Regions from separate parts of the Homo sapiens genome. Here region 2 is linked to region 1. A link is an interaction called in ENCODE POLR2A ChIA-PET data of the cell type or tissue named here. Cell type or tissue: B cell. All regions are shown on one strand. Each heading gives the region's core, and the rest is flanking DNA. Links, peaks and the distances in the headings are about the cores only. Region 1 overlaps GRB2 (growth factor receptor bound protein 2). Region 2 overlaps SLC38A12 (solute carrier family 38 member 12).

Region 1 (12,060 bases), core at 1,642-9,641:
CGGTTCATTCTCCTGCTCACAATGACAAGTAGTTTCCCAAAGGAGAAAAGCGATCAGACATATTATGTGACAACTAAGATATCCCTACTGTTTGCAGCTACAGCCTGGTATCACTCAGCCTTTATGATCCCCTCTATGCAGTAAAAGTGTTTTAATGTCACGGATGTCTATGTATAATAAATCAATAATGATTAAGGCTATCAACTCTGAACTGACTAGCACCAAAATTTCCAGTTTTCTCTAGTTGAATTTTCATCATCAAGCTCACAAGACCGTTCTCTGGGAGAAAAAGTTAACTTGTTTTTTTTTTTTTTTTAAAAGACATAGTTGGCCAGGCACAGTGGCTCACGCCTGTAATCCCAGCACTTTGGGAGGCCGAGGTGGGTGGATCAGAAGGTCAGGAGATCGAGACCATCCTGGCTAACATAGTGAAACCCTGTCTCTACTAAAAATACAAAAAATTAGCTGGGCGTGCTGGCGGGCACCTGTAGTCCCAGCTACTCGGGAGGCTGAGGCAGGAGAATGGCGTGAACCCGGGAGGCGGAGCTTGCAGTGAGCCGAGATCGCGCCACTGCACTTCAGCCTGGGCGACAGAGCAAGACTCCGTCTCAAAAAAAAAAAAAAAAGACACAGTTGTACCTTGTATTCATGGGGGACTGGTTCCAGGACCCCTGCATATACCCAAATCTGTGCATACTCAAGTCCCACAGTTGGCCCTCTGCGTAAGTGGGCTGTGCATCCTGTGAATACTGTCTTTTTGACACACATGTAGACTGAAAAAAATCCGTGTATAAGCGGAACCATGCAGCTCAAACCTCTGTTGCTCAAGGGTCAACTGTACTTCCTTTACTGGTTGGGCTTCTGTATTTCCTCGAGTTTCTATGCCCTTAAAAAAAAAACCATTTTTACCGGGCGCGGTGGCTCACACCTGTAATTCCAGCACTTTGGGAGGCCAAGGCAGGCAGATCATGAGGTCAGGGGTTCAAGACCAGCCTGACAACACGGTGAAACCCCGCCTCTACTAAAAACACAAAAATTCGCCAGGTGTGGTGGCACATGCCTGTAATCCCAGCTACTCAGGAGGCTGAGGCAGGAGAATCGCTTGAACCTGGGAGGCAGAGGTTGCAGTGAGCCGAGACTGCGCCACTGCACTCCAGCCTGGGCAACAACAAAAAAAATTCTGGCCAGGTACAGTGGCTCATGCCTGTAATCCCAGCACTTTGGGAGGCCGAGGCAGGCGGATCATCTGAGGTCAGGAGTTCAAGACCAGCCTGGCCAACATGGAGAAACTCCGTCTCTACTAAAAATACAAAAAATTAGCCAAGCATGGTGGTGCATGCCTGTAATCCCAGCTACTTGGGAGGCTGAGGCAGGAGAATTGCTTGGACCCGGGAGGCGGAGGTTGCAGTGAGCCGAGATCACACCACTGTACTCCAGCCTGGGTGACAGAGCGAGACTCTGTCTCAAAAAAAAAACAAAAACGAAAGGGTGCGTGAGGGGCAAATGTTTTGAGTCCTTGCATGTCTGGAAATGTCTTGATTCTATGTTTATACTTGAAGGCTATTTCGGCTGGGTATAGATTTCAACAGAATCCTGGGCTGAACAGCATTTTCCCTCAGAACTTGGAAGAGACATTGTTTTCTGGTATTCAGAGTTGTACAAGCAAAGTTTATTCATGGTCTTTTTTTTTGGGGGGGGGGGGGAGATGGAGTTTCACTCTTGTCTCCCAGGCTGCAGTGCAATGGTGCGATCTCTGCTCACTGCAACAACCTCCACTTCCCATGTTCAAGCGATTCTCCTGCCTCAGCCTCCTGAGTAGCTGGGATTACAGGTGCCTGCCACCACAACCGGCTAATTTTTCTATTTTTAGTAGAGATGGGGTTTCACCACATTGCCAGTGCTTCTCGTAGGAACACAAACCCTACTGTAAACTGCTCACGCGAGGGATCTAGGTTGCCCGCTCCTTGTAAGAATCTAATGCCTGATGATCTGAGGTTGAACAGTCATCCTGAACCATCTCGACCCCCCACTTCCATGGAAAAATTGTCTTCCATGAAACCAGTCCCTGGTAGCAAAAAGGTTGGGGACTGCTGGATTCAAGAATTGCTGGAAGAGCCCACTGCAGTCTTCCAAAAGATGTGACAGCTATTATTCAAACTTCCAGAAAGAGAACAGTGAAAATAGAAGAAAAGACACTACGAAATGTTTTTTAAAAAGGAAAAACTTAACTTCTCATAGCTGATGAATATGAATTTTCAGATAGGAAGGGCGCACTGAGAACCCAGCCATAGTGAATAAAAACAGATCTATGGCCGGGCACAGTTCATGCTTGTAATCTCAGCACTTCGGGAGTCTCCCAAGTAGTTGGGATTACAGGCACATGCCAACATGCCTGGCTAATTTTTGTATTTTTAGTAGAGACGGGGTTTCACCATGTAGGCCAGGTTGGTCTCGAACTCCTGACCTCAGGTGATCCACCTGCCTTGGCCTCCCAAAGTGCTGGGATTACAGGCGTGAGCCACCGCGCCTGGCCAGGACCTGTACTCGTACTTTTGTCCCTGTTCCTAGCAAAACAAAATTCTACGAAGGTGCTGAATCCCATCTCTTCTTGCCTGCTCAAGGACATTAACTCAGTTATTTTCCTTTCTTCTGCATCATCAATTTTAATTAAAATCTCTACTGGATTTTTCTAATCAACAAATAAAAATGCTGTCATTTCTCTCATCTCTGGGAGTGGGGTGAAAGCAGACTTCTTTTGACTCTACTGCCTCATCTCTCTGTTCCCCTTTAAATCAAAACTTTCTGGAACAGTTGTCTATACTCTCTGTCCCAGTTCTCTCCTCCTCCCCAAACATCTTGTTATAAAAGCTTTCAAGCATAAAGCAAAGTGAAAAGAATTTTACAGTGAATACATTTATCCATCACATAAATCGGGGATGTCCAATCTTTTGGCTTCCCTGGGCCATACTGGAAAAAAAAAAAGGTCTTAAGCCACACATAAAATACACTAACACTAATGATAGCTGATGAGCTTAAAAAAAAAAAAAAAAGCAAAAAAATCTCATAATGTTTTAAGAAAGCACAAATTTGTGTTGGGCCGCCTTCAAAGCCATCCTGGGCCACATGTGGCCTGCGGGCTGTGGGGCTGGACAAGTTTGACCTAAGTTATTTGCTCTGTCACATATCTATCCATCTATATACATCCCTCTCTCCTATTGATGTATCTTAATTTTCCTTTCTTCTTTTTTTTTTTTTTTTTTTTTTAAAGAGACAGAGTCTTGCTCTGTCGCCTAGGTTGGAGTGTGGAGTACAGTGGCGTGATCTCGGCTTACTGCAACCTTCGCCTCCCGAGTTCAAGCAATTCTCCTGTCTCAGCCTCTCGAGTAGCTGGGACTACAGACGCACGCTGCCATGCCCGGCTAATTTTTTTTTGTACTTTAGTAGAATCAGGGTGTCACCATGTTGCCCAGGCTGGTGTCGAACTCCTGAGCTCAGGTAATCCACCCGCCTTGGCCTCCCAAAGTGCTAAGATTACAGGCATGAGCCACCGCACCTGGCCCTATCTATCTTAATTTTTAATGCATTTCAAAGTTACAGATATGAGTACATTTCCCCCTAAATACTTCAATATACATATTATTACCTATATTTAAATATTTGGGCCAGGTACAGTGGTTCATGCCTGTAATTCCAACACTTTGGGAAGCTGAGGCAAGAGGTTCGCTGGAGCCCAGGAGCCAAGACCAGCCTAGGCAACATGTTGTGAAACCCTGTTCTCTAAAAATTAGTTAGGTGTGGTGGTGTGTACCTGTGGTCCCAGCTACTTGGGAGGCTGAGGCAGGAGGATCGCTTGAGCCCAGGAGGTCGAGGCTGCAATGAGCCATGATCACACCACTGTACCGCAGCCTAAGTGACAGGGCAAGACCCTATCATTCGTTCTTTCATAAATATTAGTTTGCATGTATAATTTACATATCTGCTACCTTTGAGATAAAGAACACATCTATCACCACAGCAAGTTTCCTTGTGCAGCTTTCCCTGTGCATACCCATCCTCTCTGAACCAGCTTCCAAGCACGATTCCGCTCGTACCACTCTACTGAAACTACTCAAGGTCACCAATCAGCTCCTGTTGCTGAATCCAAAGGTCAATTCCCTGCCCTCATCTGACTTGGCCTATAAGCAGGGCAAAACAGAAGTGATCATTTCCTTCACCTTGAAGCACTTTCTTGGCTTCCAAGACACATCATTTCCCAGCTTTTCTTCCTACGTAACTGGCCACTTCCTGTTGGGTCTCCTTTGCTAGTTTCTTATCTCACTAACTTTTAAACATTCAGGTGCCCCAAGGGCTCCATCCCTGGAACTCTTTTCTTCTCCATCTACACTCATTCCTTTAGTTTCCCCATCCAGGCTAATGGCTTTTATAACATCCCCAAATGGAACACTTTTCACTTTTACCACCATCATTCTGATCCAGCCCTATCATTATCTCTGCCTTGGATTACTGCAGTGGCTTCCTAATCCGTCTCACTGCTTTCACTTTGCCACCATCAGAATCTTCTGAATCCTGCAACCAGAATTAGCATCATTAAAATGTAAGGCAGAAATGTTTGAGGGTTTTTCTTTTTAATTTTTATTTCTCACTCTACACTGATGTAGTTAAGTCAGAAATGTCACAGCCAAGAGGAGTCTAGAGAGATATGATGACTAGGTATAATGTGGTGTCCTGGATGGGACCGTAGAACAGAGAAGGACACTGGGAAAAACTAAGGAAATACTGAATCAAGTATGAACTTTAGTTAATAATAACGTATCAATATTGGCTCATTAATAGTAAATACGCCATAATAATGTTAGTAATAGGTGAAAGTGAATGTGGGGCATATGATAACTCTTTGTACAACTTCTCTATCAATCTAAAATTGTTCTTTGAAAAAATAAAGTTGTCTTCTTTTAAAGTTGGACTGTCAGGTCATTTGGCTTAAAATCCTTCAATGGCCCAAATATTCCATTCCTCAAACATCTGGTGCTCCCTGACGGTCTATTCATGCTTAAAACTGAGGCAGGCCAGGAGCAGTGGTGCACGTCTGTAATCCTAGCACTTTGGGAGGCCGAGGAGAGTAAATCACCTGACGTCACAAGTTCGAGACCAGCGTGGCCAACATGGTGAAACTTTGTCTCTACTAAAAATACAAAAATTAGCTGGGCGTGGTGGCAGGCGCCTGTAATCCCAGCTACTGGGGAGGCTGAGGCAGGAGAACCGCTTGAATCTGGGCAGCAGAGGTTGTAGAGAGCCAAGATCGCGCCACTGCACTCCTGCCTAGGCGACACAGTGAGACTTTGTCTCAAAAAAAACAAAAAACAAAAAACAAAAATTAGCTGGGCGTGGTGGCGCGTGCCTGTAGTCCCAGCTACTCAGGAGGCTGAGGCAAGACAATCGCTTGAACCCGGGAGGTGGAGGTTGCAGACGACATGCATGAGCCACCAACCACCATGTCTAGCCTGAAATTACCATTGATGTAATCTAAATGATGGTCTTTGCTATGTTAGTCAAAGGTGAGCTCTCTGGAATTGATTTTTTTAATCCTTTAACCTAATTATTAGGTTCACTGCCCACACAAGTATAGAGGAAGAAAATAGCTAAGTAAATAAATATTTAAACCAAAAATGTGGCCACAAGCCCTGTTAAAATTATTCCAAATTGCATTTTACCTAAATTGTTAGAAAAGAATTCAAATATTTAACATTTTGACTAGAGTTTTAAAACTCCAATTCATGTTACTAAATATCTCCTACACTATGGGTGGAGTGTGTTTTTGTCTGTTTTAAATTCCAATTTAAGTTGCATTCTAGCCTCTTTCCATTATTTATCTGTGGCATGCTCATTCCCCATTACCTTTGAGTGTTTGCTGAGTGGTTAGCTCTGTATATTCATGGCATTATCCTAAAACGGAGAAACATGTTAACACTGACAGAGCTGTCATTAAGATCATTAAGAGTAACAGACAGGGCCAGCCGCGGTTGGGCATGCCTGTAATCCCAGCACTTTGGGAGGCTGAGGCAGGCGGATCACGAGGTCAGGAGATCAAGACCATCCTGGCCAACATGGCGAAATCCCATCTCTACTAAAAAAAAAAAAAAAAAAAAAAAAAACAAAAAATTAGCTGGGTATGGTGGCACATACCTGTAAATCCCAGCTACTCAGGAGGCTGAGGCATGAGAATCACCTGAACCCAGGAGGCAGAGGTTGCAGTGAGCTGAGATTGTGCCACTGCACTCCAGCATGGCGACAGGGCAAGACTCTGTCTCAAAAAAAAAAAAAAAATTATATATATATATATAAATATATATATATATAAAATAGGCCAGTGGCCCACACCTGTAATCCCAGCACTTTGGGAGGCTGAGGTGGGTGTATTACCTGAGGTCAGGAATTCAAGACCAGCTTCACCAACATAGTGAAATTCTGTCTCTATTTAAAAAACGCAAAAATTAGCTCGGTGTGGTGGCACACGCCTGTAATCCCAGCTACTTGGGAGGCTGAGGCAGGAGAATCCCTTAAACCCAGGAGGGTTTGAGACTACATCTCAAAAAAAAAAAAAAAAAAAAAAAAGAGGAATAATAGACAATACAACTTTGGTTAAATTGTCTCCAAATAGCTGATGGCTCATACATGTGATCTAGCACATTGGGAGGCCAAGGCAGGAGGACTGCTTGAAGCCAAGGGCTCAAGACCAGCCTAGGCAACAAAAGTGAGACCCATGTCTACAAAAAATACAAAAATCAGCCAGGCACGGTGACACATGCCCATAATCCTAGCTACTTGGGAGGCTGAGGCAGGAGGATCACCTGAGTCCAGGAGTTCGAGGTTGCAGCGAGCTATGATCATGCCACTGCACTCCAGCCTGGGTGACAGAGTGAGGCATTGTCTCAAAATAATAATAATAATAAATAATAATAATAATTTCAGATTGGTGTGAGTAAGCACAGCACTGAACACAAAGCTCTCCATGGCCCAGACCTTGCCTAACTCCCCAATCTCCACCTGCCAGTCCCTGTCATCTCCTGCCTTCCTGCCTTGAACTCCAAGTTTCAACAACACTAAAGCTACCTGCGGTTTCCCAACTGCCAGAATGTTTTATGATTTTCACACTTGTATATGTTGTTCTCTCTGCCTAAAATGGCAAACTCAAGACCTAATTTAAGAATCACTTTCTTCCCACCACTGAACCATGTATACCTGTCTCAATATACTCTTTTCTCTACTAAATTGAACTACTTGTGGGTAGTAGCCTCGGCTATTAATCTTGGTATATACTCAAGGGCATTCAATAAGTGTTTGACTTGTCTTGGAAAGATAAATGTTGTTGGAAAAAGTGGTGTGTTACAAAGTTCTTTCTGTCTTAAAAAAAAAAAAAAAAAGACAGACTGGGCATGGTGGCTCATGCCTGTAATCTCAGAAATTTAGAAGGCTGAGGTGGGAGGATTGCTTGAGGCCAGGGGTTAGAGACCAGCCTGGGCAACATGGCGAGACCTTGTCTCTAATATACTTAAACAGTCAAATTAAAAAGAAATCATAAACGATCTCCCAAATGTAAACAAGGAAATGTGATTATGATTTTTTACTCTGTTTTATTTTTATTCACAATAAACAAATGCATCAATAACTTAAATCTCAAAAATATGTTTTCAACAGATTACAAGTTTAGTCCTCCCATTACTATCTTAGAAACATAATTCTGGACAACAGGAACTAGTTTTCTGTGTCTGGAACAATTCCTGGTAATTTTAAGCCCTTCACACACAAAAATCAAAGGACCAGATGGGATTTTAGAGTATTTTCCAATCCATATTCCTATCATAAAGCCTAGTAACTGAAGTCACAAATACAAGCAAGGTAATTATCTGATTTTAGAAGGCTTCCACAGAATTCACAGAAATGTAATCCCCTACTGATTCAACTGAGGTCAAACTCAACACTAGTTCACACAGGACAGCAAAACACCATCATTACCACTTGTGTCTGTACAGTAAGGAGTGACCTAATACAAAAGCAAGGTTTGTGGGGCAAAAAGGACACACAGGGACCTTGTGGCATGGGCCCAGCTGCTCCTGCTCACCTTGCTCTCTGCCCACTTGGCTTCTCTGGGCCTCAGATAAATCCCCTTATAAAATAAGAGTCCTATGATGCTATGTTCTTTTTCACTTTAAACTTTTTTCAATTTTTTCTGAGACAGGGTTCTTGCTCTTTCACCCAGGCTGGAGTGCAGTGGCGTGAACACAGCTCACTACAGCCTTGAACTCCCACCTCAGCTTCTGGAGCAGTCAGGACTACAGGCATGTGCTGCCACGCCCAGCTAATTTTAATTTTTTTTTTGGTAGAGATGGGGTCTTGCTCTATTGAACAGGGCTGGTCTCAAACTCCTGGCCTCAAGCGATCCTCCCACCTTAGCCTCCCAAGTGCTGGGATTTCAGGCATCAGCCACTATGCCTGACCTAAAGTCAAACTTTTAAAAGGTACAATATATTGTGTACCTGTTACACTTCCTTCCTGTATTAAAGGCAACCCTTCCCAGAGATAGTACTTTTATTTTACAGATGAACAAACCAGAGCTCAAAGAGGTCAGATGTCTTGACCACAAACAGCTAATAAAAAGAAAAAGTGCAATTCAATTCAAATTCCAGTCTGTGTTGTTCTCAAAAACATTTTGCGAACCTGTCTTAAACGAGGACAAGGGAACAAACTAAACTACAGAGTGGCAAAGATCCAAATGCACATCTTTCCTTCAGGCAGTATAAGGACAGAAAAATAGGACAAGATGGTCTCCTATGCTGTGGGAAAGACAGGGAAATCCTCAGAAAAATGGGTCTAAACACTTGACTCCTAAAAATGTCATCATAAATCCTATCGTCTCCTTACCAACTAACTGCGTAATTTATCAGGAAACACTACTTCCTTCATCTATCTAGACTTATCATATTACAAAGGTACCAAGTTATCTACTTGCAAAAATACCAAATATGGTATGAGGGAAATACTCATACACAGAGTCTGAGGAGCCATCCTTAAAAATTATGGAGTGGGGAGACGGTGATGCATGCAGGGCATTAAACTCCCCACCAAACTAGGGGGAAAAAGCTTCCCAATTTACTAAGTTTTAATATCCCTGAAAACATTAGGATTTCATGAGCAAAATATATTACGCTCATTACATGTCCATTACTAACTGAGCAACTCTATTAAAATGAGAGATGAGAGGATTGCTTGAGGCCAGGAGTTCGAGACCAGTCTGTGTCTTTATTAAAAAAAAAAAAGGGATTATTAAAATAATATTCATTTCTTGTCATACTTGGTATTTTTTCAGATTTTTTCCCTCATGTTTAATGCAACCACTAGGCTCTCCAATACAAGGAAAGTATGTAAAGCACTGCTTGTATTCCTGGTTAAGTGTCAGAACCACATACATTGTGCCATAATAATCCTAAGAGTACCCACTGGCATTCCTGAAGCACTTCAGCTAGTGACACCATTCATCACCCTCAGGCCCAGTTTTAGAGATGAGAAAAATAAAGAAGGGCCACTAGCCTCTCCAGGACACAGATACGTAGGTCCTACAGGTCCTCAAAGGGGAGAGCCCCATATCTCAGTCTTTTTATTAATCATCATCACCTCCGCCATGTCTTTGTAGACATTTTTTCCTTAATTACCACTTCTCATGAAATTCTGATACCACAGATGAAAATACACATATATTTATGTACTGTACTGTTTATCTGTGCTTTATGCATGAAGAGTTGAGTTTTGTTTTTTCACCCTCCAAGAACCAAATTTCAATCCTTTGAGGGAAAAATCAAGACCTAGCTCATTCACTCCACCAAATCACTCAGAACACACGTAAGTCAGAAACTATTAACAAGTTGGGAGCCAAAAGATATTTTTTGATGTGTTGGTTTTACCAGTCAGCAATAGATACAAGGGCTTAATAATTTTCACTTTATCCCTGTTCTTAGCATTTTTATTGCTGGGTGTTAAACAGAAACAGAAGTTCTATCTGTTGTAAAGTTTATTCCACTGGCCTCATTAGGTACATGGTTTTTGCCTTACTTTAAAAATTCTAAAACTATACATGCTCCCACCCACAATATCATGCTTTTGTATTCAAAATCTAGCCAACTTGCTCTGCTCCTGTGTGGGTACCTAAGTACAATGGTGTGTGGGCCAATCTTAAAAAGGGCAGAACAGCCCCCCACCTCCAGCCAAGCTCACCCAATTACTAATATGACAAATACTGACAGCCAAATAAAGTACTACAGTTAAATACTAAAGGCTTTCCCATTTTGGGGGTAGAGGAAGGAAGAGGGCTAAGCCTAGGGAATGGAAAGGAAAAAAATTATGACTGCTTGAGGTGGGTAATAAAAGGAGACAGAAGGGAGAGTAAGTGCTCTAGGTGCCCAGCAGAAAGTATAAAACCCTTTTAAAAGCCCAGCAGACAGTTTGTTCTGGACACCATATTTCATAATCTATTCCTGTCACAAAGTATGTGTATCTGTTTGATTTGGGGGAAAGGGAAGGCTATTTTCCATCCCATAGATCTCCTGGTTTCTAATTTTAAGAGCCAAGAGTCCCATTCTCAAAGATAGGGTAGCACCTCACCTAAACTATCTTCTTTGGTCAATGTGTGCCCTGTACCCACTCATAAATAAGGAACTGCCAGGTCACAGGTCACCTCTAAAATCAGTTACAGAGGATAGGCTACTTTTACTTCCACACAGTCTCATTTCATTTTCTGCTTCTAAACTTTCTCCATGGAGTATCTTTTCTACTCTGGAAAGCTATGTGGATTGTGGTGAGGAGAGTGATAGATACACTGTCTATTATTTCAGGAAACCAAAAGTACAACAAATGCAAGGAATGTTATACTCTATTTACAAAATGCTTTACTAAGTCTCACGCTTATTAAATCACAACTCTGAATTTTTGCTGAGCTTAAGAGCAAACTAGCGGGCCGGGCATGGTGGCTCACGCCTGTAATCCCAGCACTTTGGGAGGCCGAGGAGGGTGGATCACCAAGTCAAGAGATCGAGACCATCCTGGCCAACATGGCGAAACCCCATCTCTACTAAAAATACAAAAAAATTAGCCGGGCATGGTAGCAGGTGCCTGTAGTCCCAGCTACTCGGGAGGCTGAGGCAGGAGAATGGCGTGAACCCGGGAGGTGGAGATTGCAGCAAGCGGAGATCGCCCCACTGCACTCCAGCCTGGGCGACAGAGCAAGACTCCGTCTCAAAAAAAAAAAAAAAAAAAAAAAAAAAAAAAAAAAAAAAGTTTGGCATTCCTCAAGGTTTGCTTTTTGATATTGTTCTAACTCTACAGTTTCACTTTAGAAAGAGCCAACCTCTGCACAAACTTCATTGCTGCCTGTATTCTATTTGGATATGCCCAAATCTCTGCAGCCTAAACCAGCATATCTAACAGCCCAATACATCTCTTTCCCTCTATGTCTCACAAGAACCACAAACTTAACCATAACCAAATGGAACTCAGTATGTTCCAAAAAATATTCTATCTCCCATATTACCTTGCCCAATTAATAGTACGCATAGCCACCAAGCTGCCTTGTACATTGCCTCTACTAGTGAACTCAAACCAACTGGGCTTAAATCGCCAGCCCATATCCTTCACAGTAGTGGCTGTGGTTTTATTACATACCTATGTAGACACTCAACATGTTTGAGAAATGAGTTAGTCTCTCCTTTAGCAAACAGCAGCTTACATTTAGTAAAGATTTATTATGTACCAGAATTCATGACAAATTAGGCCATTTCATCTTCACAACTCTGTAAGGTGTATAGGTACTATAACCATTTTACAGATGAAGAATCTAAGGTCCACCCAGAAAAACCAGATACCTTGCCCAAGGAGACAGAGCTTACAAGTGGAAGAGGCAGGATCGGAACCCAGGTCTGACCAATTCCAGAGTCCATGTCTGTAACCACTATGTAAACTTCCCTCCCTGTGTTGTTTTATACCATCTTTAATGGACCCCCAAAGATCATCGTC
Region 2 (11,680 bases), core at 3,681-11,680, 520 kb before region 1:
ATTAAGAGAGAAGTCTTCTGCCTCCCCTTGTCATTTTGTAGCTGAGCCTTCCGAGGCCCAGCAGCCGCTCGTGTGACCTGTGTCAGCCTCCTCCTCTGTCCTCCCCTCTGCCTCCTCCCAGCTTCTCACTGCTGCTCTCCACCACTCAGAGCGGGACTCCCAGTGTGCAATTGTGGGTGGATGTGGATGCGGATGTTCTGGGCACTGCCTGTGATAGGCTCTTGGGGAACTGCAGGCCCTGCTGGGGGCCGACCCCCCTGCACATCTGACTGTGAAGTCCTGGGTGTCTGGTCCTTAGCATGTCTGGGGAGCACTTTCTGCTCTGTCCCGCCTCCACACCCGTCTGGCTTCCCACGCAGCCTCCACGAGGTGGGCGCAGGCTGTCTTGGCGGCTGTGGCTGAGCCCCGGGCGTCGGTGTGGCTCTTGGAGCCCTGCTCCCCATCGCGCATCCTGGCAGGGTCTCCATAACCTGTCATCCTCGTTTCATCTTGATTTATGATCAGACCTAATGAGTTTTTGGAGCAGCTGTCTCCCAGGGATGTGGCGATCAATCTAGGAGATGGCTGTTGAACTTTGCTCCTCCCGCAGCCAGGGGAGGCAGGGAGGGGCCAGACAAGGGGGTGGGGCCACAGGAGCCTCGCCAGGTGGGCAGTGGGGGTTAAGCCTCGGGCCATGGTCCCAGGACTCTGCAAGGTCAGGGCCCTGACCTCCCCTCTGTCCCTCCCTTCCTCCCTTCCTTCCTCCTTTCCTTCCTTTTCTCCCTTCCCTCCCTTTCCTCCATCTCCCAGGGAAACGAGCTTCTAGATGGTGCTAGTTTCTTTTGAATTTGCTGGTTTGGAGACCAGGCTGGAACAGTTCCCTTCACTCTCCACTCCCAGGGGACAGATCCCAGCACCCGCCTTCATATCCTCATGGTGGTGCCGAACTGGAGGGCCCTGCCCCCTCCCCAGGTAGCTGGGTTCACCTTCTGCCTCAACTGGGGCCATTTCCACTGGGAAGCTGGTCCTCACCCCTGTTTTGGGGGCGTGGCTCTTCTAGAACCACCTGTCCTTCCCGGATATGCTCCTCACCATGGCGGCCTCTCCCCCTCCTGGTGTGTGAGCGCCCTGAGTGCAGGTCAGGATTCATGGGTGAATGACCCACCTCTGCTGGGTGCACACTCGGTCTGCTCAGCCCCAGAGCTGGTGGCATCTCCATGCAGCCGAGCTGCCACACAGCTGGGTGAGCTTTTGACAGCAGTGCAGGGTGTGACCAAGGGGAGTTCACGAAAGCCCACATGGCCCTGCAGCTGCGCCTGCCCCGTCAGGTGTTTATCCCACTTTCTAACACTCTGGAATCACCTCCCAAGAGCTTCTAGCATCTGCTTCTGACTCGTAGGCGGCAGCAAACATCCAGCCCACGAAGGTAGACTTGGTTTTTGCAAATAGACTTGTTTAAGACAATCAAAAGAATGAAATGGGTGACTAATCTAGGTAATCTAGGTAGTGGCATTACGAGGTGAAACTAATTATGGCTAGAAGATCATGAAATCCTTTTTTAATCACCCATATCCGTGGCTTGTTTGTTTGTTTGTTTGTTTTGATGGTGGAGTCTTGCCCTGTTGCCCAGGCTGAAGTGCAGTGGCACAATCTCAGCTCACTGCAACCTCTGCCTCCCAGGTTCAAGTGATTCTCCTGCCTCAGCCTCCCGAGTAGCTGGGATTGCAGGTGCGCGTCACCAAGCCCAGCTAATTTTTAGGAGAGACAGGGTTTCACCATGTTGCCAGGCTGGTCTCAAACTCCTGACCTCAGGTGATCTGCCTGCCTCGGCCTCCCAAGGTGCTGGGATTACAGGCGTGAGCCACTGTGCCCAGCCGCCATGGCTTTGTTCTAGCTGAAGGTTCTAGAAGTTGTTCTACATCATTGTTGGTGTCAAAGGTGCCTCTTCCCAAGACAGCTGCTCTGGAGGACGCCAGTTAGAAGGTGTATGTTTCAGGGGTGTATGTGTGTGTGTACAGCCGTCTCATTTCTTTGGAAACCTACTTTATAAATTGGTTTATTTACCATGAGGAAATCCCACAGTCAGGGCTGTAAGGAGAGCTAGCTGCCTTTCTTTGGAGATGTGAGGCTGGGGAGTTAGAGGAGCAGAGAAGCACGAGCTGTGTCCAGGGCAGGAGAGAGCAGTGGCAGGGATGCTCACGTCCAGACAGCTGACCTCTTCCTGCCTTCTTGCCTGCTTGCTCACCAGACCCAGGGCCCAGGGCCGAGTGACAGACAGCTAGAGGAATTCTCCACTTGCCTTTTTCTAAGTTCATGCCAGCCTTGGGCAGGGCCAAGTGCCAGGTCTCAAGGTGGTACCTCGAGATGGCAGTGGCAGTGCAGGATTTGAATCTTGCCCTACAGCAGCTGCCCCCATTGCCCTGACCCTTGTGCCCCACTTATGGTGGCAGAACAGTCTGCTGCAGCCTCCTGAATAACAAATCACCAGGTGCCCCGGGCCCAGTCTGGCCTCTGTACCCCCACCCCATCCTGCTCAGCTCTGCTCTGTAGCCCTTTCTGGCTCACAGGGACTCCGCCTCCAGCCTGTCTGCTCTCTCCCCGGTACCCCTCCTGCACATCCTGCCCTGACACAACTCCTGTGGGGTGGATCTCTCACATAGGCACAGCTGTGCACACCCCCCTCTACCCACCCGCAGAAATCTCTGGGGCAAGCAGATTGCTCAGGGTCCTGGGCTGTCCCACAGGTGTCCTGTGCCATCCACCCCCAGTGGGTGAAGCTGGAGGCAGCTCCCTGGGCTGAGACTGGAAGGAGGAACTAGGTCGCCGCTTCCGCTTGACTGACCAGGGTTGGGACGATTTGTGATGTCGGGGGAGGAGGAGTCCCCAGGCCCTCAGAGTCAGGAGTGGCGGGGACTGGAGCGGGCGGTGAGAGGCAGAAACAAATCATCTTCTTTACCGGCAATTTTCTCAGGCCGGTTTCCACGCTCCCCTCCTCCCCTCCTGTCCCCGACAGTGTCAGGCAGTTCTGATTAAAAGTAATAGATGAAGATTCCATCTCACTCCCAGTGTCATTGTGGGAAGACATTGCCTGGTTTCCTGTGGGTCCCATCAGAACCACCTCTTCCTTCCAGGAGTCAGGGAGTGGGCCTGGCCCAAAGGGGACCATAGGATACCCAGCCTCCCACCTGCAAAAGAGCCCTGGGGCTCTGCGGGGGGCCCCAGACAGGAGCCACCGAGCTGTGAGCTGGCCTCTTTGGCCACTGCCCCTTCACACTTGCCTGTGCTGCTCACCAGGAAATGTCACGTGTCCCCGTGGGCTTCACCTGAGGGGTGAGGGCACAGGCTAGAGAGGCTGTCAGATATGTTCTGAACAGAGAGAGCAGGGCTTGGTCAGCTTCAGAACAGACACGGACACTGGTGGTCTCCGTGTGTGAGTAGCTAACCACGGTTCTGGGTAGCCCGGAGAGCAGAAGCGGGAGACACAGAAAGATCTAAGAGTGCCATCTCCTCAGAGCACTGGGAACACAGCCCCTTGTCCCTGCGGTGCGCAGGCTGCCTCTGGGGAACTCAGCCTGGAGGGCGTGCTGTGAGCCTGTCTCCAGTGGCAGCCCAGGAGGAGGGTCACCGTAAAGGGCTGCGAACTGAAGCCAGCCTGGTCTCCATCAGCAACGCAAGCTGTTTGCTCTGAACAGATGGGGCCACAGGCCCCCTTCCACTTCCACAGAGGGTCCCCTGTCCCCTAGCTGTGCTGCCAGGCCCAGGAAAACAGAGCCACATGCCACCTGCCTCCAGCCTCGGTGTCAGCAGCTCAGGACTCGGCAGTCCGCAGCCTTGGTCCTTGATGCTATTTCTGCCCTGGCGTGACCACTGGCAACTTCCTGCCTGCCCTTGGCCCCTAGGCACTCACCTGTCTGCCCAGGGCTCCCAGCACTCCTGCCTGTCGGCCTCAGCTGTGTCTAGCAGATGCCCTCGGCCCAGGAGGACACCTCCTCCCAAACACTCCATGCCCTTCTTCGTCTACCCCCCAGCACTCCAGCCTCACATTCCTTAAACCAAGGGAGAGAGGGTGACCCTGTGTCCTGACCCAGCCTGCTCCCTGCGAGGAAGCTGGCAGAGCCCCTGAGAGCCCTGGGGGTCTGATGAGGGAGCCAGGCAGTGCCTGCCCAGGACTGGCCCTCCTCTAAGAAGACAGAGTTGCTACCTCTGCAAAGCCGGACCACCCTGCCACTGGCCCCACTGCAGCCCTGTCCCCACATACCCAGGCCCCCTGCTCAGCAGGGAGAGGGGAGAACAGGACAGAGAGGGATGCGGGACCTTCCTCTGATGAGCAGCCACTGTTGAGCCACCCAAGAACAGGGCTGCATGAACATGCATTTAATGACTCTTTCTCACAGGGCTCTAGTCCCCGCAAAGGCGCCCCCCAGACCAGAAACTCAAGGTAGGGCCGTGCCTGTCCCCACCAGGTGACTCCTCTCTCTCGTTTCCCAGCTTTCGCCGTCATGATTGTGCTGGCCCTGATCCGCATCGGGCACGGACAAGGGGAGGGGCACCCGCCCCTGGCTGACTTCTCGGGGGTCCGGAACCTGTTTGGGGTGTGCGTCTACTCCTTCATGTGCCAGCACTCTCTGCCATCCCTCATTACCCCCGTCTCCTCCAAGCGCCACCTCACAAGGCTGGTGTTCCTGGACTACGTGCTGATCCTGGCCTTCTACGGCCTCCTCTCCTTCACCGCCATCTTCTGCTTCCGCGGCGACAGCCTCATGGACATGTACACCCTCAACTTCGCGCGCTGTGACGTCGTGGGCCTGGCCGCTGTGCGCTTTTTCCTGGGCCTCTTCCCCGTCTTCACCATCAGCACCAACTTCCCCATCATTGCCGTGACCCTGCGCAACAACTGGAAGACACTCTTCCACCGCGAGGGCGGCACGTACCCGTGGGTGGTGGACCGCGTCGTGTTTCCCACCATCACCCTGGTGCCGCCTGTGCTGGTGGCCTTCTGCACCCACGACCTGGAGTCCCTGGTGGGCATCACAGGGGCCTACGCGGGCACCGGCATCCAGTACGTCATCCCCGCCTTCCTGGTGTACCACTGCCGCAGGGACACCCAGCTGGCCTTTGGCTGTGGGGTCAGCAACAAGCACAGGTCCCCTTTCCGCCACACCTTCTGGGTGGGCTTCGTGCTGCTCTGGGCTTTCTCCTGCTTCATTTTCGTCACGGCCAATATCATCCTCAGCGAGACCAAGCTCTGATGGCAGGACAGGCAGGTCTAGTGACAGGAGGCATAGGGGCCCCAGCCCCACCCCTCGCCCGCAGAGCCCAGATTTAGTTGCTCCCAGGTCTTCATGGGGCAGGTGGGACTGTGGCTCTAGGGGAAACCCCCTGTCCAGCTGGGGTTGTTCTCCCCACCCACCTTCCACCCAGTCTGCACCTGTCCTCACTCCCCCGGGCAGCTCTCCCACCAGGTCCTTCTGCCTGGGTGACGCGTGGCTGCTCCCAAGTTCTAAGACTCATTACTGGAATCACACCTCTCCCACATCTTCCAACACGCTTCACCCCCAACCCTACTTCCAGGGCGGGCTACTCCCTGCACAATGGGAGATGCAGTGCTGGCACTGCCATCATTTGTCCCAGACCCATGCCCCTCCCCTCTCCTGCCCCATCCTGCGTCCTTGTCTAAGAAACCTCCACTAGCAGCTGCTGCCTCTTCAGAGGCGAATCCCAGGCTGGAAGTATCCTAGCCAGGTCTGCCTGTGACGGCAGGGCCCACCCTCCCACCAGGCCTGGGAGGCGGTAGGTGCCACCTCAGAGAGGGCCTGGCTGGCCCCATGACAAGAACAAGAAGTGCTAACTGGTACCAGAGTCCCCAGATAGAGCTGCGAGGGCCCTCGCTGTGGGCGCGAGCTCCGGAGTAGCAGGCTGGATGGAGCATCCCTTCTACAGGGACACAGCCGCCTGCCAGCTGGGCCTAAAGTCTGGAGCTTGTCTCTGAAAGGGACCGTCTGCTGCCCTCGCTGCCCCACTGGAGCCCTCAGGGCCTCCTACAGTGCAGGTGGTCCTACTAGAGGGAAGCCATCCCCACCTGGCACCTCAGCGGCTTGGCAGTGACATGGCAGTGGGAGGGCTCTGAGGTTCCCACCCTGACAATGGTCAGGCTGCCCGTGCTCCCACTCCAACACTAAAAGCGGCTCCCTTAGGGGCTGAGCGTGGGTGCTCAGTGTTCACGCTATATCCCTTGGGCAATGTGGGGTTGGATGGGGCCCCCACTTCCATTCCCATGGAAGGAGGCCAGGTCCCCAGCCACCTCCCACTCAGCCATGCACGCACTTGCTGGGCTGGCCTCCTGGGAAACACAGGTGACTCGAATGAACTCTGCATTTTCAACGTGCCTTCTACTGCTTCAGGACCTGGGGGTCCCCCTGACCCTCACTGGCTTGCCCCCAGCCCTGGGCCTGGCCCCACCTGTCCTGGAGCCCAGAGCCCCTGGCCTGGAGCTACCTCTCTGGGGTGGGTCTCAGGCCCCACCCCTCCCTCTTTTGAGTTCAGTGCCTTGCTCAGCCCCTCCCCTGTATCTCAGCGTCTTCAGACCTCTGACAGAGCGACGATGTAGGGTCTCCCGGGGCCCAAGGTGGTCTCAGGGTCAGGGGTGGGATTTGCAGGGAACTCGGGGAGCCCACGGGCTGCGCCACCTCTGCCCTGGCAGCTGAAGCCTGGGAGAGTCCCTGCGTGGTGTAATTGGCCTCAGCCCGCTTTCTCTGTGCCGTCGCACCTCAGTGTTTCTCATAGCTTGTCCCCACGTGTCACTTTCCATCCACGGGAAAAACAAATGCCCCTTCTCCATCTATCATTGCGACTTCCTCCCAGGAGGCCTCTCAGGTTGGGTAGAGCAGGGGCCTGCAGTGGTCAGGCCAAGAGCAAGGAAGACCTGGCTGCCCCACTGTGGCTGAAAACTCAAAACATCTGGAACTACCCTTCTCCAATTACGTTCCCTCTTGCTTAAAGACAAAGCTAATTAAATCATCCTGCCACCCGAGGCTCCAAACCAAATCTTGGACGCAAATTCATTAGCTTCATAAAGCCCAGGTTGATTTATGTGACAGTCTGGAACCGCCCAGCCATGGAGTCGGTGGCCGTGTTCCCTGCCCTGGAGGGAACTGGCCAGCAGTGACCACATCGCTGATGCCAAGTGGGGACCCTCACCACTGCCGTTGTCTAGCTGCTTTGCTCCTCAGTGTCCTCCTGCTGTAAGTCAGATGAGGTCACCTTCCTCTCCATCGATGCCAGGCTTCTGCCGCTGACGGCCAATGGGGCTTGGGGCCAGGGGCAGAGAACCCCAACAGCAAGAGAGCCCCAGGTGATGCTGGCTCTCCACGTGCATCCGGCACGTTTCACTGCAGCCATCATCAACTTGGCAAAGTAGGCAAGCTCAGCTTGTGGTTTCCATTTTGCAGATGGGCCCCCGGGGTCAGTGATGGGAAGAGCAGAAGAGGATGCCAGCCCAGCCTGGCCCAGGAGCAGGTGTCGTTGTGGAGGAAAGCTTAAACTCAACAGCCTCTACCCAACATCTGCCACCTGCATGGCCCCAGATGCCCCCGGTGCAGGCCAGGTCAAGGTGGGAGTAAACTTTCTTTGCCTCCCTCCCCACAGAAGCACCAGACCCACCTGAGCCCCAGAGCCTCATGCCAGCAGCTCCTGGCTGTTCCTCACCTGAGGCTAGAGCAGCAGCTGCCAGCTTATAGATGGGGCGGATGGCAGGTGATAGACTGGGAAGCACTGCTGGGTGGTGGAGGTGGGCAGTGGCACCATGACGGGCCCCTAGCCACACAGCTGTCCTCACTACGGGGCAGGGAGCAGCCTCGGCAACAGGCAAAGGCCAGAGTCAGAGTGGTGGGGAGGACAGGGGCTGCTGCCCCGCTCCTGGAAAGCCACTGCAGAGGGGCAGTGGCTGGCAGTGCCAGGCCTGGGGGAAGTGGAAGCGTCCTGTCTGGGGGCAGATTCCCAAGCAAGGGTGACCCATGGTTAAGGGCCACTGGAAAGCTGGAGAGAGCTTGGGATCCCTTCCACCTGGGGCCAATGGTGTTGATTGCAGACTGGAGGGGTAACCTCCGCTGAGGGTCATTATGTGCCAGGCATGGCATTGGGTACTTTCTGCATTGGGACCAGGCAGCCGGGCCTGCCATTTGAGGCAGCGAGCCTCCGTGACCTGTCCTCCCTCATTTGTAAAGTGGGGTAACAGCTATGTCACTGGCCAGTTGTGGGGATTAAAGTGCTGAGCTTAGTGCCCAGCCCAAAATGCTCAATAAAGCTATTCAGTGATACCTGTTTCCCACATCACTCACCAGCCATAACTACTTGTAGCCAGGGACCCCTGACTCATTAGGACTCAAGACACCTACCTGGTTTCATAGCCTTCTAATGAGTTGTCGCCGGGTTGCAATTCAGAAACAGAAAATTGGTCTGAATTCTCTGGAGTCTAGAGGGCTTTGGGGATAGGGGTTGACTCTGGTTCCCCAGTCCCTTAGGAAACTTGAGGACAGTCCTCCCCTTTCAAAGAGCAGGACAGGCTAGGCTGGAGGGTCCTGGCTGAAGACATCAGCCTGCCCTTTTGCAAGCTCTGCCCTCCTCCCCCACACACACCTGGCTCCCTGCAGAAAGCTGGCTTGGACCACAAGCCGCTCAGCTAGACACAAGGAAAAACAGCTACAGCAGCAACAGAAGGGACCCCAGTTAGTAAGATTTTCCTGCTCTGAGGCCAGCCACAAGGGCCTCCCTCTTTCTGTACCTCACCCAAAGAAAAACAATGGTATTTGAGCATGTGGGTCGCCAGGCCCTTGTTTATGATGCTTTCACATCTATAGCCTTACTTCTCTCTCCTCTCCCCTGCCACGCTTTCTTTCCTTCCCTTGGTGGTGCAGGAAGCCAGGCCAAGCTAGTTCTGAACTCAGGATGCAGCCTTCCTGCTACCTGTCCCCCAGGACTCATATCCTCCTGCCCCCCCCCCCCCCCCCCCGGCCACAAATATATGCCTAGAGAAGGAACAAGGCAGCCAGTGCCTGGCCCAGGAGCAGGAGCGGCCCTCCTCAGAGCCAGCAGCAGGCTCGGCTTCACATTGGAGGCTCAGCTCTTAATGATCTTTCCAGTTCTTGGTTATTAATGATCTTGGGCAGAGAGCAGAGCAGCCCTGTCCTCACAGCTCCTCCAGGATGCCTCACCTGCCACAGCCTTCCTCCCAGGGCCAAAGGCAGACCCTGACTCTGGGAGGAGGAGGGGCTCGGTTCCAGGGGCTGGTGGCCAACAGTTAACCCTCTCACTACTAGTGGCTGCAACCAAGGTCAAGCTCCCTTCCAGAGTGCTGGCCTCCAGCACTCACCTAGACACACTCCCAGCCTGCTGTCCTGAACCTGGATCCAGCCCATAAAAACCCATAGGGTAGAGAGCGTGAAATTGTGTGGACAGGGCCACCCACTCTTGGGGTACTCTCCTACCAAGAATGGAGGTGTATCTCCCCCTACCGTTTCAGCTGCCTTCACCCCTAAAACTAACCCAAAAAAAGTCCAGTTCTCATGGCCCCAACCCAAACAGTGGGGTCTTCAGAGACTAAAGAGGCAGCCTGGCTTCCTGGGAACCAGCAAGGAGCTACGGGGGAGGGCACTGGCAGAGACAGCCAGCACCGCCCCTCGCAGCTTCCTCTCTGTCACGTGGAATTAGCCTCTGGCCTGCCTCCACCCAACTTGTCAGGACAGCCAGGGCTTGGCCTTTACATCTTCAGCCGTTAGAAAAGGGTCTGACAGAATCAATAGTGCTCACTGTTTGTGGAACGGATAGAAGGAATGCCTGCTTGCTCCACAGTCATTGTAGGGGGGATAAGTGTGATTGCAGATGTGAAAACATTGAAAATGGTAAGCACAAGCCATCTTTTCAGATGGGCCAGAGGCAAAGATGTGTGATAGAAAAAGGAAGTGGGCTAGAAGCCCCAGAGGGAGAAGAGGATGAGACCGCAGGCAGATTCTCCCACCACAGGAGTCCTGGCACCAGCGAGGCCAAGCTGTGCCTGACCCTGGCAGCCACCTGCCCCAGGATTCCAGAGCCCAGGCAGTTCCGAGCCTCGTGTGTCAGCCACGGAGAGAATGCGGCCAGCCAGGGTTTAGCAAGCCTACAAGCTCCACACCTTTCTCTGCCTCTGCCTCTGCCACCATGGCACTGTCAGGCTCCCCAGGGCGTCCCTGGCAGGGCAGGACAGGACAGCCACTACCCCTGGCACAAGCCTCCCTTTTCAAGGAGACTGAGGGATGAACGCCATCCATCATCACCAGAGCCCCCGTGCTGAGCACACGTGTTACATCCAGTGCCAGGATGGGTGGGAGCTGGCCCTGAATACCAAGTGGCTTCTGCTGCCCAGAGCCCCCTCTCAGCCTCACCTCCTTCCCACATCCCTCCCAGACACTCCCAAGGCTCCGCCTCCCCAAGAGGGACCTGCCTACCTGCTTTAGGCAAACATCCCACCTGGGATACTCTCATGATGCCCTGTTGTCTATGGCCTGTGCTGTGCCCCTTCCAGAATGCAGAATGAAGCAGCCAGGACCAGTGTGTTGTAAAAGGTTGGTTTAATGTCCCAGTGCTCTGATGAGAAGAAACTCTAGCCAGGTAGAGCAAGGATCGGGATGGCCCTGCCTCAACCACAAGTTCCAGCCTCCATGCCCACAGCAGCCATGACCAGTAACTGGCTAGCCCCAGGGAAGGGAGAGCCTCAGGAGTCTGACCCCCACAGCACACCCTCCTGGCAGAACTCTGCGTGAGAAGAGGACAGCAAAAGCCCAGCCCTCACCATGATTTGAGGCTACTGAGGTCACTGATGACCATGGAAGACATCATCTGTCACTGGGGTCCCATGGCCAGGATTTCATGGCAGAAGCCAGAAAAGCCCAATCCTGCCTGCCGCTTAACCCTGACAGTGGCAGGCAGAGAATCCAGCTGGCTCGGAGCCTGAGTGGCTGATAACTCACACTTCTGACTCCAGACTGGAGATCCGTCTCCAGGTGCAGGGTCCCGGGAAGCCTTGCGTCCCACGGGCTACCCTGCTGATCTCGTCCAGTCCCCCACTGTCTCTGTAGCCTGTGCCCAGCCCCAGAGTCCTGCCCCTGTGCCCCAGAGGCCCCCAGGCCCCGGAGAGCCAGGAGCCGTGGCTGGCACAGGGTGGAAGGTGAGGACAGACAGCCCCCCAGCAAAATGGCAGGTGGGCGTGGGCGTGCAGGCAGACGTGCTGTCTGTGCTGCCAGGCGGGGGCCCCTGCCTGCTCGCCCTCCTGGCAGGCCTCCCGGTAGATCGGCAAGCACATCGACTGCGCCTGCGCCAAGCGCCTGCAGGCCGAGTGGCCGTCGGGGCGGGCGCAGGCGGGGCCGGTGCACCCAGCGGGCAGCGAGCTGGGCCGAGCGAAGGCCTCGGCCACGGAGCTGGGCAGGGAAGCGTGACGCGGGCGCGAGCCCCGGGCCCAGGCCGCGTGCAGCAGGGCCTCCCGCCGGGCCAGCTGCTCCGGACCGAGCAGCGGCAGGTCCTCCAGCTCCGGGAAGAGCGGGAGGAAGGGGCGGCCGGATCGGTCGGCTCGAGGAAAGGAGCTGTAGTGACAGCGCGCGGGCGACAGGGGCCGCTCGGAGGCCGAGAGGTGCCTCCCGCAGTGCCCGGTCCGCACCGGCCACCGCGCCTCCCA

What was found. Peaks named below come from ENCODE experiments on the same cell type or tissue, not always from the same donor. Only the 100,000 strongest peaks of a DNase experiment are listed, where the experiment ranks them.
Region 2: POLR2A ChIA-PET joins it to region 1 with 5 read pairs; 1 of 35 experiments calls an interaction of 5 or more read pairs at or near these places.

Annotation. Positions count from the first base shown.
Region 1 is chr17:75,352,575-75,364,634 of GRCh38, forward strand. The region is part of intron 2 of GRB2 (growth factor receptor bound protein 2); the gene reads right to left. Among named protein-coding and RNA genes, the nearest start is that of GRB2, 47 kb to the right of the region's middle. In B cell, for the core only: no CTCF peak of the experiment used is centred there; no DNase peak of the experiment used is centred there; H3K4me3 peaks cover 564 bases; H3K27ac peaks cover 7,047 bases.
Region 2 is chr17:74,831,460-74,843,139 of GRCh38, forward strand. SLC38A12 (solute carrier family 38 member 12) reads left to right here. Exons shown (of 10, transcript NM_017728.4): 10 at 4,468-8,294. The coding sequence ends at 5,228. It overlaps GRIN2C (glutamate ionotropic receptor NMDA type subunit 2C), which reads right to left. Exons shown (of 13, transcript NM_000835.6): 13 at 10,564-11,680. The coding sequence ends at 10,976. Among named protein-coding and RNA genes, the nearest start is that of GRIN2C, 23 kb to the right of the region's middle. RefSeq lists an enhancer at 1-722 and silencers at 11,366-11,445, 11,526-11,585. In B cell, for the core only: a CTCF peak has its summit at 11,624; DNase peaks (open chromatin) are centred at 9,812 and 11,482; H3K4me3 peaks cover 417 bases; H3K27me3 peaks cover 487 bases.